Linked DNA regions of Homo sapiens: region 2 is linked to region 1. The links are chromatin loops, found by intact Hi-C in ENCODE. Cell type or tissue: endothelial cell of umbilical vein. All regions are shown on one strand. Each heading gives the region's core, and the rest is flanking DNA. Links, peaks and the distances in the headings are about the cores only.

Region 1 (6,871 bases), core at 1,233-6,232:
TAGAATTCTGCTAAGCTCTAGCCTTCCCTGTGTTAGATTCTGCTGAAGCAATGTGCCTCTCCCCCATCTCTCATCTGGAGTGTGGGCATTGGTGAGCTCGTGTGCCTGTGAAACACCCATCTCTTCCTCCTTCAGGACACGAAGCCTAGCCCTTCTTGAGTCTGGGGCCAAGCTGAGCAAAGATGGAAGGAGGCTTGGCAAGAGTTGATGTCATTTGACATTTAATCACCAAAGACCCAGATTGGGTCCCAGCGAGTTAAACCCACTGCGCCCTGTTCTTGGGCAGACAGGGTTGGGGTGTGGTCACATGGTTGGCTGGGAGAATCGGAGCTGTATCTAAGACTCTAAGAGCACAGAATAATTGCTTTCAAACATTTGTCCTCTACATCCCAAGAATGACAGCCAAAGGGCAGTATAACAGAAAGACAGGCTTGGTCTCAAAATGGGAATGGCCTCACAGCATGGTGTTGATAAAGAGTATTGGATGCTCTGCAGGTGAAGTGCTTCCTGTCCCTGTGAGTGCACACGCCAGGGCTGGCTGAGCCCTTGATGGGGATCATGTTGGGAGGATTAAGGGTGGCTGGGGGTCTTGGGACCCTGAGACATCAGGACTTTCAGGAGACCATCAGTTGCCTCCACCTTCCGAGGCATTCATTTCTCCAGCTGCTTTTGGCCAGCACAGCCGTGATCCTCGCTAGACCCCGGCCAGTGGCCCAGGAAGAAGCCAGGCGCCTCGGCAGGGCCAGGGCAGGAAGAGCCAGGTCTGCCTGGAAGCTGCTATTTGCCTTGGTCCCTGGCTTGCCCAGCCGTTTCCTGGCCCGGCCCTCCGTGGCTTTTGCTTGATTAGCTCATAGCTCCAGGGGAAGCCAGACCCCGGGCCCTGGAAGGCAAGATGGGCCCCCAGTCCTCCCTGGCAGGCCAGGGCAGCGTGCAGGAAGGATGGGCTGGGCATTGCCATGTGAAGTCAACCTGAAATGCACTTGGGAGAGACTGAGGCACTGAGCGGAAGTAAAGACTCCCAGATTTCCTGAAATGAAAGCCAGGGCTCCTTGGCGCCCCTCAGAGCCCCAGGCCTCTGCGAAATGCTGCCTTTAAACTCATGCTTGTGTTGCTCCAGCCGTATTGCCACGTCGCAGGTGCGGGGTGGTGCTGGGGGCGGGGGATGGCAGCTGGGTGGGTTTAAAGATCCCCAGCAGTGGTGAACCCTCCTTGGGGCTCTGACGCTGGAGAAAGGCCCCATGCCCTGTGATGTCTCCATTCCCACCAGGCTCACAGCCCCACTGTGAAGCTACCGAAATGGGAGGCATTTAAGCCCCCCTTGTTCATCAGCCCTATTTTGTAAAAGGGGAAACCAAGGTCCAGAGAGAAGAATGATGGGTCAGAGGTCATGCAGGGTCAGACGTGGAGCTGGACACAAAGCCCAATCTCCTAGCCCCAGTCCCATGCACCGATGTGCTTTCTCGAAAGGGGCATGCCAGGCAGGGCCCCTGGGCTCAGACCGCCTCACTTCTGGGGGCTCTGGGCTTACTGTGCTGCAGCTCTGAGCAGCAGGCAGCCTGGCCCAGCCTTGCCTCCGCCCAGGGACCTGAGCCCAGGGAGCCATGCTGACCCTTTCGTTGCCTTGGACAGAAGCCACCTTAGGCACAGCCCTCATCATCTACTTGGTTCAGGGAGGCCTTCACTTCTGGCAGAGCATCAGGAGAACGTGGGCTGGAGATATATACTCCCCAGTTTGGAAGCGTGTGGCCTCCCTGTCACAGTGATCTGTTTGTTGGTTTGTTCAATCATTCATTCATTTTAGATAAACACCTGTGCTCCTGCCTGGGCCGGGCACTGATCCAGGTGGTGGGGATAAAATGGTGAACTGGACCTTACAGTTAATGCAGTGTTGGAATCACCTAGGGAGCTTTTTAAGAAAATACTGACGCCCTGGAGATTTGATGCAGTCGGTCTGGGTGTGGCCTAGGAGTTTCACTTTCTAAAACTGCATGTATCTGGATGAAATTTCTTTACAAGGAGAAAAAAGGTTGTAGAAAGAATGTCCTTCTAAGTGGATGGTGTCCCAGGTGCTTTTAGGCGGAGCACAGGTGAGGAAAGGCCCTGGGTGTTCAAGACACAAACAGTGGTCATCACTGACCAAGGCTGTCCCAGGTGCCCCGTCCCGGCTCACTGGAAGGTCCCGCCACAGGCCACGCAGGGTAAAACAAACCCGAAGTTCTTCTGAGCAGCTGCGCATTCCCCAGGCCCCGCACGGAAAGGAGAGCTGTCTGGCAGTCACAGTTCTTTGCTTTCCAGGCTCTTCCTGATCTCAGTGATTTTGCAGCTGTGCTTTTAGGAGAGCTGTTTTCCCCTCATTTGTAAAAACTCAAAAATATGGAAAAATAGAAACAACCACAGGTCACGCATGGGTGTGTTTCCTTTTTGCCCCGGCTCTTAAAGCACCAGCACTGCTGATGCGCCAGGTGCCTTTTCTGCGGACGCCTCTTTGGTGTCCCCAGGCTAGCACAAAAGTGGAGGTTGCAGTCAGCCTGCCGGGCTTCCGGGCAGAGGAGAGGGCTCAGAGCACAGTGCTTTGGACCTTCTTTCCGATATGCCAGGCCCCTTCCAGCGACTGCCTGTCCAGCATCAGGATCTACCTGCCAAGTGGTCCTGCCGTTCCCTCAGTCCACCCCCACCCCTGACCCTCCGTTTACCCAGCCAGTTCTTTGCCCATTCCCACTGCAAGGAGATATCTAAATTGTTTGCCTTTTTTGTCCTTGGTGATAGAGGTCACTGCCGGACTCTGGCAGCTCCATTACTGCTCATGGTGATGGTATAGTCCATGTCCTGTCCATCTCAGCCCCCAGCCCTTCCCCAGACTCCTGGATACCTCCCTGACTGCATCTGATGGGTTCAAGCCAGAGACCTGGACCCTCATCAGAGAGGCAGGGGCCCGCACAAGCACCCTTCCACCCACCCTTTTCTTCCTTCCACAGACCCACAGCCTAGAGCCTTCTTTCCTCCCCACTGTCCCCGCCACACTTCCCCTGCCTGGCAGCCCAGGCCCAGACACCCTGCGATTCAGTGGTTTCACATGTGGCTTCTCCAAGTGCCACCAAACTTTGTGAGACTTGGGCTTAATAATTTCGATCCCACAGAAACATGTGACAAGCACAAGACATTCCGTAAAACTAGAGCCCAGAACGAGAGGGACGAATGGCACAGGAAGATGGCAGGGCTTGGTTTGGGTGTGTTTGTGTGACACACCATATGTCATTTTTTATTCACACAAAAACATCTTTCTTGAAGTAATAGAAGGCCACTCAGCTGTTGCTAACCACATACCAAATGTTTCCTTTTTCCTCTCCTGCGCCTTCCAAGGGGCGGGCTGGGAAGCTCTGCTGTTATCCGTGATGCCATCTCGCCTTTCAAACGTCAGAGAGCTTTTTCCTCGGAGCAAACGCCCGATTGTTTTTTCCAGCTTTGGCAGGAATTTTTAAGAGAAAGCTGTTTTCGAATCACTTCTCTGTTTATTGTTTCAAACCTGAAATACGGCAGAGTAGAGGGCTGGCAGCCTCTGTCTGATCCTCTCTCCCCATGTCCATTTCCTAAATTGCATTAGGATCTATCAGGGACCCCCTTCTCTGCCACAGCCCCCCGTAACCTGGTATTTTGGGAAAATGAAGTTAAATAAAATAAAATAAACCTTCAGTTGGTGGAGAGATGGTTCCAGGCATCCCTTTGGACACCCCCCTCCTTCCACCCCCCCGCCCCACTCCAGCCTCACAACCTTTACAATCAACATGTGGTTTCATTTCCAAGAGCCCCAGTGTTAGCATTTCCATTTCCTCAGGAAGCCGCGTTCCGTCCTTGCTCTTACTTCTGAAATTGAACGTGTGTTTTCCTTGGCCCGAGCTCTAGGAGTGCCTGGGGCAACAATGCACACAGTCCCAAGCAGGTTTCAGTGGGGTGGACAGCCCTCCCCGCACCCGGGCTGCAGCTTCTCCCCGCTCCCCGTCCCCAGGGATGGCCGCCCACTCTCCCCTAGCCCGGTGGGAGGGCCTGGCTGTGCTCGGGCCCCGTGGCCATCCGAGGGAAGCTGGGCCGCCCTCACTGCCTGTGTCCTCGCCACCTCCTATTGGGAAACTCTGGTTGCCCTCCAAGAGTCCACATACTGCAGGCTCTTAATTAAGAAAGTATGTTCCCATTTCATGTCACTCGAAAAGAATGAAAACAGTGACAGCATTTATTTATCTTAACTATCAATATCATTCCTGTTTCTCAGTCCGCTGGGGGTATGAGTCTTGAAGGAATTGACTGGGTTATGAGATTTGAACCTCGGGCATGTGCTGGTGGGACACATGTGGCCTGCTTCCGAGAAGGAGCCTTGAAGGAAGAGCAAGCAGGCTGGCATGGCCCTGCCCTGCCCTGCCCTCCCGGAGCTCAGGGCCGAAGGGCTCGGTGACAGTGGGGAACTCCTGCCTGCTTTGGTGCTAATGGAGAGTCAAGGTTCCTTTTTCACCAGCTACCTCCTATCTCCTTTCTCAGTCATCGGAGAAGTAAAACCCATCATTTCCTGAGTCTGATAGAGGAGATAGGATCTGTCCAGTGGCTGCTGTTTCTGTGGCACCTACTGTGTGCTGAGGCTGGGCCAGGTGCTCACATGCGTTGTTGCCAATCCCCGGCAGCAACCAGCTAACTCTGATGGCCTCAGGTAAAGGGACTTGCCCAAGACCACACAGCCATCCAGAGTTGCTCCACTGTGGAGACACTATTGCCATTTGGAGCAGAATAATTATGTGTGGCAGGGAGCTGTCCTGTGCATTGTGGGGTATTTAGCACATCCCTGGCCTCCACCCACTAATCAGTAGTAACCTCACAGTTGTGATAACACAAAATGTCTACAGACATTGCCAAAATTTCCCGCTGCTGAAAACCTCTGAGCTAGGGGATGGAGGTAGGATTCAGACCCAAGCCTGTGCTTGTTCGCCACCCTGTGCTAGCTCTGAAGAAGTCCTCACCCAAGCAAGGCAACCCTGCTTGCCTTTAGGATCCAGGCAGCGTGGTAGTGCTTTGGTGTTTCTGAACTATGTACTAATCAGCTATAGATATAGGCATTCTAGAATATTCATGAGGATCCAACTTCGTGGTGGAGGCTGAGGACAGAAGTTCTTTAATAGTACTGCCCCATCTTGCTGTGGTGTCCTGACAGTGTAGCACTTTACTGCAAAGCCTTTGCATATAGGTTTTCATTTTGAGTCTTCCAGATACTCATTATATCTGAAGGCTTATTACTCAGCACCAATAAATTGCAAGGGACTGAAACCCAACTCAAACTAACTTAAGGGTTAGAGGAAGTCTGTTGGTTTATGTGACTGAAAAGTCCAGGGGTAAATCTCATAGCTTCAGGTATGGCTGGATCCAGGTCTCAAACATCATCAGGACACTATTTATTATTCTACTTTCTACAGTTTTGATTTCATTCTCTGACAGGTTCTTTCTATATGGCCACAAGATAGCCACCAGCAACTCCAGGCTTACATGGTCCTAAGAGTTAAAGGCTTCAAATAAAGAAAAAGTAACTTTCCTTAGAGTGCCAAAAAATGTTCAAGTAAAGACTCAGATTGGTAAGGCCTGGGCCCTGTGCTCATCTCCGAGCTTGGTGTTGGCCTCACCCAAAGAATTATTATAGGGGAAGGGATGACTCTCCAAAGAAAGGAATACAAGACCTTGTGTTTCTAGAGCAGTTCAAAGTGTGGTTCGTGGACTGATTTTACTGGTCTGTGATAAGTACAGAGATGCTTAGAAACACTCATAGCAATTCGTTGTGGCTGTAGCATCCAGGTGTGTGATCAGTGGACTCATCTTGTGGAACAGGTGATAAAGCAGTTGGCTGTTGTCAGACTCACGTGGAAAGTTGGGAACAATGGAGATTTACAAAAGTATCAGTCCGTGATGGATTGGAAATTTAAAAAACTGGTTCTTTTCCATAGATAGCTGGAAAAGCACTGCTTTAAACTGGAGAGTATGTTAAAACACAGATTTCTGGGCCCTACCAGTGGAATTCTGATTCAGTCAGTAGGTGATATGGTTTGGCTATGTCCCCACCTAAATCTCATGTTGAATTGTAGCTCCCATAATTCCCACATGTGTGGGAGGGACCTGTTGGGAGGTAATTGAATCATGGGGATGGGTCTTTCCCATGCTGTTCTCATGATAGTGAATAAGTCTCACAAGATCTAATGGTTTTATAAAGGGGAGTTCCCTTGCAAACGCTCTGTCTTGCCTGCCACCATGTAAGACGTCCCTTGCTCTTCTGTCATGATTGTGAGGCCTCCCCAGTCACGTGGAACTGTGAGTCAAGTGAACCTCTTTCCTTTATAAATTACCCAGTCAGGTATGTCTTTATTAGCAGCATGAGAACAGACTAATATAGTAGGTCTGAAGTGGGGTGGGGGGAATGAGAATCTGCATTTTCAGTAGGCTCCCAGGTGGAATATTTTGAGAGTTACTGAAATGTGACACAGACAGGAAGTTCGCACATGCTGTTGGGGAAATGAAAATGGTGCGGATAGACTTGCTCGACACGGGGTTGCCACAAACCTTCAATTCATATAAAAAATGCAATATCTGCAAAAGACAATAAAGTGAAGTGCAATAATACGAGTGTGCCTGCGTAGTCTGCGGAGGCTTTCACTACAACAGCGAGCTGAATCGTTGTGAAAGAGACCATATGGCCCTCAAACTACTACCATATGGCTAGTAGTAAATATCTCCCACTAGCCCTTTACAGAAAAGTTTGCCTACCCTTGCCTTAGAACCAGGGGGTGAGATGCGAGATCAGGAATCCCTATTGAGGTTGGATGGAAACAGTTTTTGGAATCCTGGTTGA
Region 2 (6,871 bases), core at 1,256-6,255, 99 kb before region 1:
AGTGAGCATCCTCTCTGGAGCCCACTGGGGTTTGGGACTTGCAGGGTGTGTCACTAAATGGCAAGGAACAAGGTAGAGACGGCTGGCACTCACTGTCTCTGTTGTGGACACTGGCCTCACCCACAGCTCCATGCACACGCCTAGATGCAGAAATTTTCTGTATTGGTTGTTTATCCATCACCAACTTCTAAAGCAGCAGATGGGAAAATGGAATGAACAAAGTCAACTTTAGAACAAGCTTTGTGTTAAATTGAGTACACATAATTCGATTATTTTAAAAACAAAGCCCAAGCAGTGTTTTTCTGTTTTTTTGCATGCAGTGTTTTCCGGTGTAAAGAGAATTCACTGCCGGAGAAGCCCCAGCTTAGCTTCCTTCTGCCCCTGGGCAGCCCCGTTGGTTTCAGCAGATGGTCCTGATGTCTGAGGACCTGCCACAGTTTGCGCCAGTCCTTCCTTTTGCTACTTTTGTTGCCCAAGACGAGGTGTGATTTAGTGGTTAAATGCCAGAATGCTGGGCTGGCTGGATTTGAACCTTACCTCCTTTGAGATTCAATTAGGATGTGACCTCCGACAGCTTAATTTCCCTGAGCCTCTGTGTTTTCATCTGTAAAATGGGTACGATAATAGGGTTGTTGAGATTTGGCAGGTGATAAATGCTGACCAAGTGTTTGCTGTTGCAGTAGTTGTTATGGCAGTTGTCGTCACTGTCCCCAATGTCATCACTATCATTCTCGTCATCTCAGGACACTGAGGAAAGGCTGAGCTAGTAATGAATAGGGTTGGACTGGTGCTGCCTCTTTAGTGCCTAAGAAACGCTACCCTGGCCCTGTCTCCAGGCCTTGATCTCAAGGTGGGATTCATCCATCATCCACCACGGCCCAGGAGCCAGCTGTCCTCACTTCTGGGGTGACTTGTGAGTAGATAACAAAGGGGGTGCCCTCACCCTGCAGCGGAGTCCCCATGGGCCTTGGGGCCCAGAGGGAGATGGTATCTGTTTCCCATGGGCTTCCTGTCACAGGCAGATGACATCTGCTCTCTGCTCAGGGTAGATTTGGGGGCCTCTGCCACTGGCTGACTGGAACTCTCTTACCTCATTCTAGACTCTTCCAGGCAGCTTTCTGTTTGTTCTCTAACAGAAACATAGAAACAAACCAGCATCTTTTCTAAACAAAGAGGGACTTTTCACAGGAAGTTTGATGACCTGACGCGTTCCCCCTGCTTGTTGAAGCACGAGCCTCTTCTCTGACAGTTAGGGTGACTTGCTGGAGAACAAACAATAGACAATAGTTGTGGCCTACTTCCCGTGAGAAGCAAGAATGGTACAGGTGGATGTTGGGAGCCCCCAAACCCATGGAAGGGGTTTCCTGAGGACGTCCTATAGTCCCTGAACATGCAGCCGAGGGTTCCTGGGGTAGCAGCACCCGTGTGGTTAGCCCTGTAATGGGCTCACATTATGAGGCTTCCGTGGGTAGGCCCTGTTCAGAGAGCTTTGCGTGCTCTCATCCTGGGGAGTCAGGGTTAGGTTTAGGGTCAAGACTGATATAATGGCCAGGCACAGTGGTTCACGCCTGTAATCTTAGCACTTTGGGAGGCCAAAGCGGGTGGATCACCTGAGGTCAGGAGTTTGAGACCAGCCTGGCCAACATGGTAAAACCCTGTCTCTACTAAAAATACAAAAAAATTAGCCGGGCATGGTGGTGTGCTCCTGTAATCCCAGCTACTTGGGAGGCTGAGGCAGGAGAATTGCTTGAACCCAGAAGGCGGAGGTTGCAGTGAGCTGAGATCGCACCACTGCACTCCAGCCTGCAAGATGGAGTGAGACTCCATCTTAAAAAAAAAAAAAAAAAAAAAAAGTTGCTGAGTTGGCTCTCCAAGCCTCTTTCTCAGAGCCACCTTGGAGGGGGCCAGCCAGCTCCAAAGCCTGGGGTGTTGGCCTTTGGGAGGGAGGGGGCCTTGTGCCAGTCCCCCACACTTTGTCTGCTCCTCCAGCCTCCTTGGAGTACCTTGAATGTACCTTCCTATTGCTGTTCCCTCTGCCCAGAGTCCCGTGCTCTCCTCTCCACATTCCTTCACTGCTCATTGGCATTCAGGGTTGGGCATAAATATTACCTTCTTGGGGGCCTGTTATTTGCATCCTAACTAGCAGGGCTCCTTTGCAGCCCACTGCCAGCCCTGCCATTCTTCATCACAGTCCTCTGTTCATCTCTTTGCCACTTGTCACCAAAATGTGTAATTGTACCTTCATTGATGTCCAGTCAGCCTTCTGTATCTGCAACTTTCACATCTGTGGATACAACTGACCGCAGATTGAAAATACTCAGAAATAAAAGGATGCTTGGGTCTGTACTGAACATGTACAAACATTTTCCTTGTCATTATTCCCTAAACAATACGTTATAGCAACTGTATACACATAGCACTTACATTGTATTAGGTATTAGAAGTAATCTAGAGATGATGTAAAGTGTATAGGAGGATATGCATGGGCTTTATACAAATACTACACCATTTTATATCAGGGACTTGAGCATCCATGGACTTTGCCATCTGAGGGGGGCACCAGAACCAATCCCCTAAGAAACCAGGGGACAATTGTTCACCTCCATGACAGGCCCATAAGCTGCTCTGTGCAGGTGCAGGTCTGTCATGCGGCCCACAGCCCTCTCTGCAGAAGACCCTCAAATGCTGGGGGAATGCACAAATTAGCTGGGGGGCAGTCTCTAGGAGATTTTCAGCAGTTTCTCCTGAGAGGTGTGAAGCTGAGAGTTAAGTAGGGTTTTGTAGGTGTAACAATAGGCATTTTCCTTCCAGCAGCTCAAACTGCAGTGTGCTTGGCACGTTAGTGCAAAGGAAAAAAACTCACTTCATTCTTAAGAAAGCTCTGGAAATTTCATCTGTGTTTGAGTGAGTTGGCATGCTGGGCCCCTGGCGGAACACAAATGTGGAATTTGAACTCTACCCTACCTCAGAGAGCAAGGCTGAAGCGATAGGATGAAATGCATTTAAATGTCATGAGTGTTATTATTAGTCGTAATCTTATCTTTGTTAATAATAATAACAGGACCCGCCTAGAAGTGACTGAATAGCAGACCGGGCTTTCGTAAGTAAGCTCACACTGTCAGATAGCACCAGGACCTGGGGTGGCGCCGGCGCCGTTAGGGAGGGAGTGTTCACCGGAAACCTGCCCGGGCCACACGTGTACAGCCACATCCTCCACGCCCTTTGGGCGCTGGTCATTCAGAGAGGCCCTCTCAGACACGCCTGGCCTCTTTAGAGGCTCTCTCATCCCCTCGAGCTGCCAACACAATCAAGGGTCTGCAGGTTTGGGAACTCCAAGGCAGTTTCTCTTTACCAAGTTCTCTGCATAGCCTTTTGCCTTCTATTGTTTGCTGTCCCAGAGACTGGCTGAAACAATGTGTTTCCTACAGATTTTGTTTGCCTGCATTGACTTCTTTGTTTAGCTCTAGTAAACAGACATTTAGCATATACAGATCTGCACACTTGACAAAGAGGAATTTGGAGCCCTGGACGGGGTGGCTGCACTGAGTCACCAGCTCCTTGAACCTGAAGACCTTGGATGGTCCGGAGCTCGTAAATGACTCACCCCATCAGTGCTGGGCTGGTGTGTGCGGGGTTTTGTCGCCACCTTTGGCAATGGAAGAGGGGAACGTGGGGCCTTTGACTCGTCAGGGAAAAACAGGTGTGTGAGCACTAGGTTGGTGACGAGGTTTAGCAGCAGGTGGACTCTGGAGCGTGACTCTGGAGTTGCCAGTCCCAGCTCCAGCACTTTGATTAGCTGTGTGACGTTGGGGAAGTTGCTTGCCTAATATGTGTGTGTTTCCTCATCTGTGAAGACAGCACTAACCTCGTAGGTACTCGGGAGGCTGAAGGAGTTCATCTGTGGAAATCATTTGGCATGATGCCTACTCTTATTCCTTGTCTGTGGGGCCCTGTTTTGTGGGCTTGCCACAGTCTCATGACTCTGCTGGGAAGAGCCTTCCTGCGGGCCCCCTTGAGCTAGGAATAGAACCTGGATTTCTGGCCCTGTAGGCTGACGCGGCCCTCCTAGATGTAGTGGTGATGCCCCGTTCAGCAGAGATGGTTCCAAATGTTCTGAACTTCTGCCTTGTATGGGACCCTGTGCCGGCTGAATCGCATGGTAGCTCAGGGCATAGATGCTAAATGGGACGGTCCTGGGTTTGCACCCTGGCCTCTGCTCTCACCAGCTGTGTGAGCTTGGATGTGTTACTTGTTACTCAGAGCTTTTCTCATGTGTAAAGCTGAGTGCATGAGGCCGGGCGTGGTGGCTCACGCCTGTAATCCCAGCACTTTAGGAGGCTGAGGTGGGCGGATCACCTGAGGTCAGGAGTTCAAGACCAGACTGGCCAACATGGTGAAACCCTGTCTCTACAAAAATACAAAAATTAGCCAGGCATGATGGCGGGTGACTATAATCCCAGCTACTCAGGAGGCTGAGGTAGGAGAATCACCTAAACCTGGGAGGCGGAGGTTGCAGTGAGCCGAGATCATGCAGTTGCACTCCAGCCTGGATGACAGAGCAAGATTCTATCTCAAAAAAAAAAAAAAAAAAGAAAGAAAGAAAGAAACAAGAAACTGAGTGGATGAGATCTCTATTTCATGGGGTCGTTGCGAGCATTAAGTGTGCTAGTGTTTGTGAAGAGCTTGGGCGGGGCCTAGCACAGAGCCCTGCATAGTAGAGGTTTTGCCCTGACCCATGAGCTGAGCATTGGAAATACCACAGAATCTGGAGTGGGGAGCAGAGGAGGTGTCATGGTCCTTAAGGCCTGACCTGTCAGATATTCACAGTTGTCTGTGTCACTTGTTCTCGCATTGATAGACCTGGAGGGACAGGGAGGCCAGCCCGTTGTGGAGGGGACTCCGCAGGCTGAGGGTTGATTCTGGCTCTGAGCAGGCTTCAAGCAGAAGCTGGCTAGCCCCTTGGCAGGGAGGTGGCAGTCCCTCTCTGACGCCTTCCAAGTCCTCCCCAGTCCTTCTAGGATTCTTTTACGGAACCAAAGATAATAGTCCCCTTTGATACCACATACAAGCCAGTCGTATTCCATGCCTCGGAATATGAACAAAACCAGACCGGCGATGGCTTAAGCCTCATTGAGAGGCCCATTTGGATAGCAGGAGATTACATGGGGTCATGAGTAGACAGAATGTGGATTTCCAGAAGGTGCCTCGGCAGCTCCACTGTAGGCATAAAGCAGGTGATTTTGAGATGTGTCCACTGGCACCTGTTCTGAGGCTGGTGGTGTCGGGGGTTGTGGTCATCACAGGTTGCATTAAAAGGGGGCTTTGATGGGGTCTTTTCCAGATGGAGCTGCTTTGTGGGATTCTGCTGCCCTGCCTTGGGATAGCAGGTCAGCAGAGGGTGAGCTCAGGAGCTGCAGGCTACGTGTGACGTTTAAAACATATTCTACATAAACTCATCCATGATCTATTCATGGTGTAATGGATGTCTGGGGCAGGGTGCTAGCTTCAGACGCTCCAGCCCAGGCTTTCTCAAGCCCTCCCAAGGTGCTGAGACATTTGGCACCCTCAGGCCACAAGTGTGGATGGGCCGCGGCTTTGACCCACAGGGGAACTCATCTCCCCAAGCTTTGTCCCCATGGGTCACCTACTTTGCAACCCTAGTTTCGTGATTTGGTTAATGGTGTTTAAGTGGCTGAGCCATGTATCTGGGGTTTTTCAGTGCCGTCACTATTATTTCTTGTTGAGATTTTTGCACAGTCTCCTTCCCTCAATCCTATGTGTTCTTTTTTTTGATGGAGTCTCGCTCTGTCACCAAGGCTGGAGTGCAGTGGTGCAGTCTCAGCTCACTGCAACCTCCATCTCCTGGGTTCAAATGATTCTCCTGCCTCAGCCTCCCAAGTAGCTGGGACTACAGGCACATGCCACCACACCTGGCTAATTTTTGTATTTTTAGTAGAGACAGGGTTTCACCATGTTGGCCAGGCTGATCTCAAACTCTGGACTTCAGTGCTCGGATTATAGGCGTCAACTACCGCGCCTGGCCTATGTATTCTTTTAAACTTCAGCTCATTAGAGCTGGGTTTGTGTCATAAGTGAGAGAGCCCTGAGGTGCTTGGTTTGAAGCAAAGCTTGGTTAGCCATCAGCATCTGATTGGAGACTGGTCCCAACCCACCCATGCCGCTGAGGAGGGGACATGGGTGCTGGCCAGCACCGAGATTAGAACACTGACCCGGTGACATGGGAGACTGTGGTTTCCCTCATGGTACAGAAACATAAACCATACTTGTTTTTGAGATGTCTGACCCTGACAAGACTGGGAAATAGAGCTAGCGACTGATAAGTGTTCAGGGGTGGGGCTGCATGTGGGCATTGTAGGAAAAGCGCACTGGCGAGAGGCGTACAGAGGGATCCCAGGCGTTAGCTTCCATTCCCAGCTTCTGTAGGGCACTTACCTGTGCTTCCTTCAGAAGGTGACCAACCAGTGAACTCTGCATGTTACCTTGGCCTTGTATAGGGTGGCTGGGTCGTCAGAAACCTGGGAGGCTCTGGACAGTTGACTTTACTTGGCTGTTCTTTGGTGTTTGTTCCATTCAGTGATGCTGCTGTGCCTCTTGAGGTGCAGGTGCAGGCTGGGTATTTCTCCCTCTAGACTGTTGCCCACAGCTGGAGGCAAAGGGAGTCCATTCATTTTTGCCTGTTGAATGAAGTTAGAGTTTTCGGTTTCTCTGTCCCCTTAGCTGAGGGGCTTTCACATCCTTTAAGAGAGCTGGCGCCCTCTGGGTGGAACACTGATCGGGAAGTCAGCACCCAGGGGTTCCAGCCTTGGTTCCACCTCTCACTGGGTGGCCTGGGGCACTTGTGGCCTGTAAG

The links. A loop is a pair of places that touch in the nucleus more often than their neighbours do. Peaks named below come from ENCODE experiments on the same cell type or tissue, not always from the same donor. Only the 100,000 strongest peaks of a DNase experiment are listed, where the experiment ranks them.
Region 2: it touches region 1 in a loop (6-fold over the local background); 5 of 110 quality-filtered maps call a loop at or near these places.

What each region holds. Positions count from the first base shown.
Region 1 is chr10:119,367,228-119,374,098 of GRCh38, forward strand. All of the region lies in intron 2 of GRK5 (G protein-coupled receptor kinase 5), which reads left to right. Among named protein-coding and RNA genes, the nearest start is that of MIR4681, 7.3 kb to the right of the region's middle. RefSeq lists an enhancer at 1,900-2,219. In endothelial cell of umbilical vein, for the core only: no CTCF peak of the experiment used is centred there; DNase peaks (open chromatin) are centred at 2,434, 3,384 and 3,874; H3K27ac peaks cover 2,819 bases.
Region 2 is chr10:119,268,003-119,274,873 of GRCh38, forward strand. The region is part of intron 1 of GRK5 (G protein-coupled receptor kinase 5); the gene reads left to right. Among named protein-coding and RNA genes, the nearest start is that of GRK5-IT1, 63 kb to the left of the region's middle. RefSeq lists enhancers at 718-947, 1,078-1,327. In endothelial cell of umbilical vein, for the core only: a CTCF peak has its summit at 3,645; a DNase peak (open chromatin) is centred at 3,449; H3K27ac peaks cover 2,849 bases.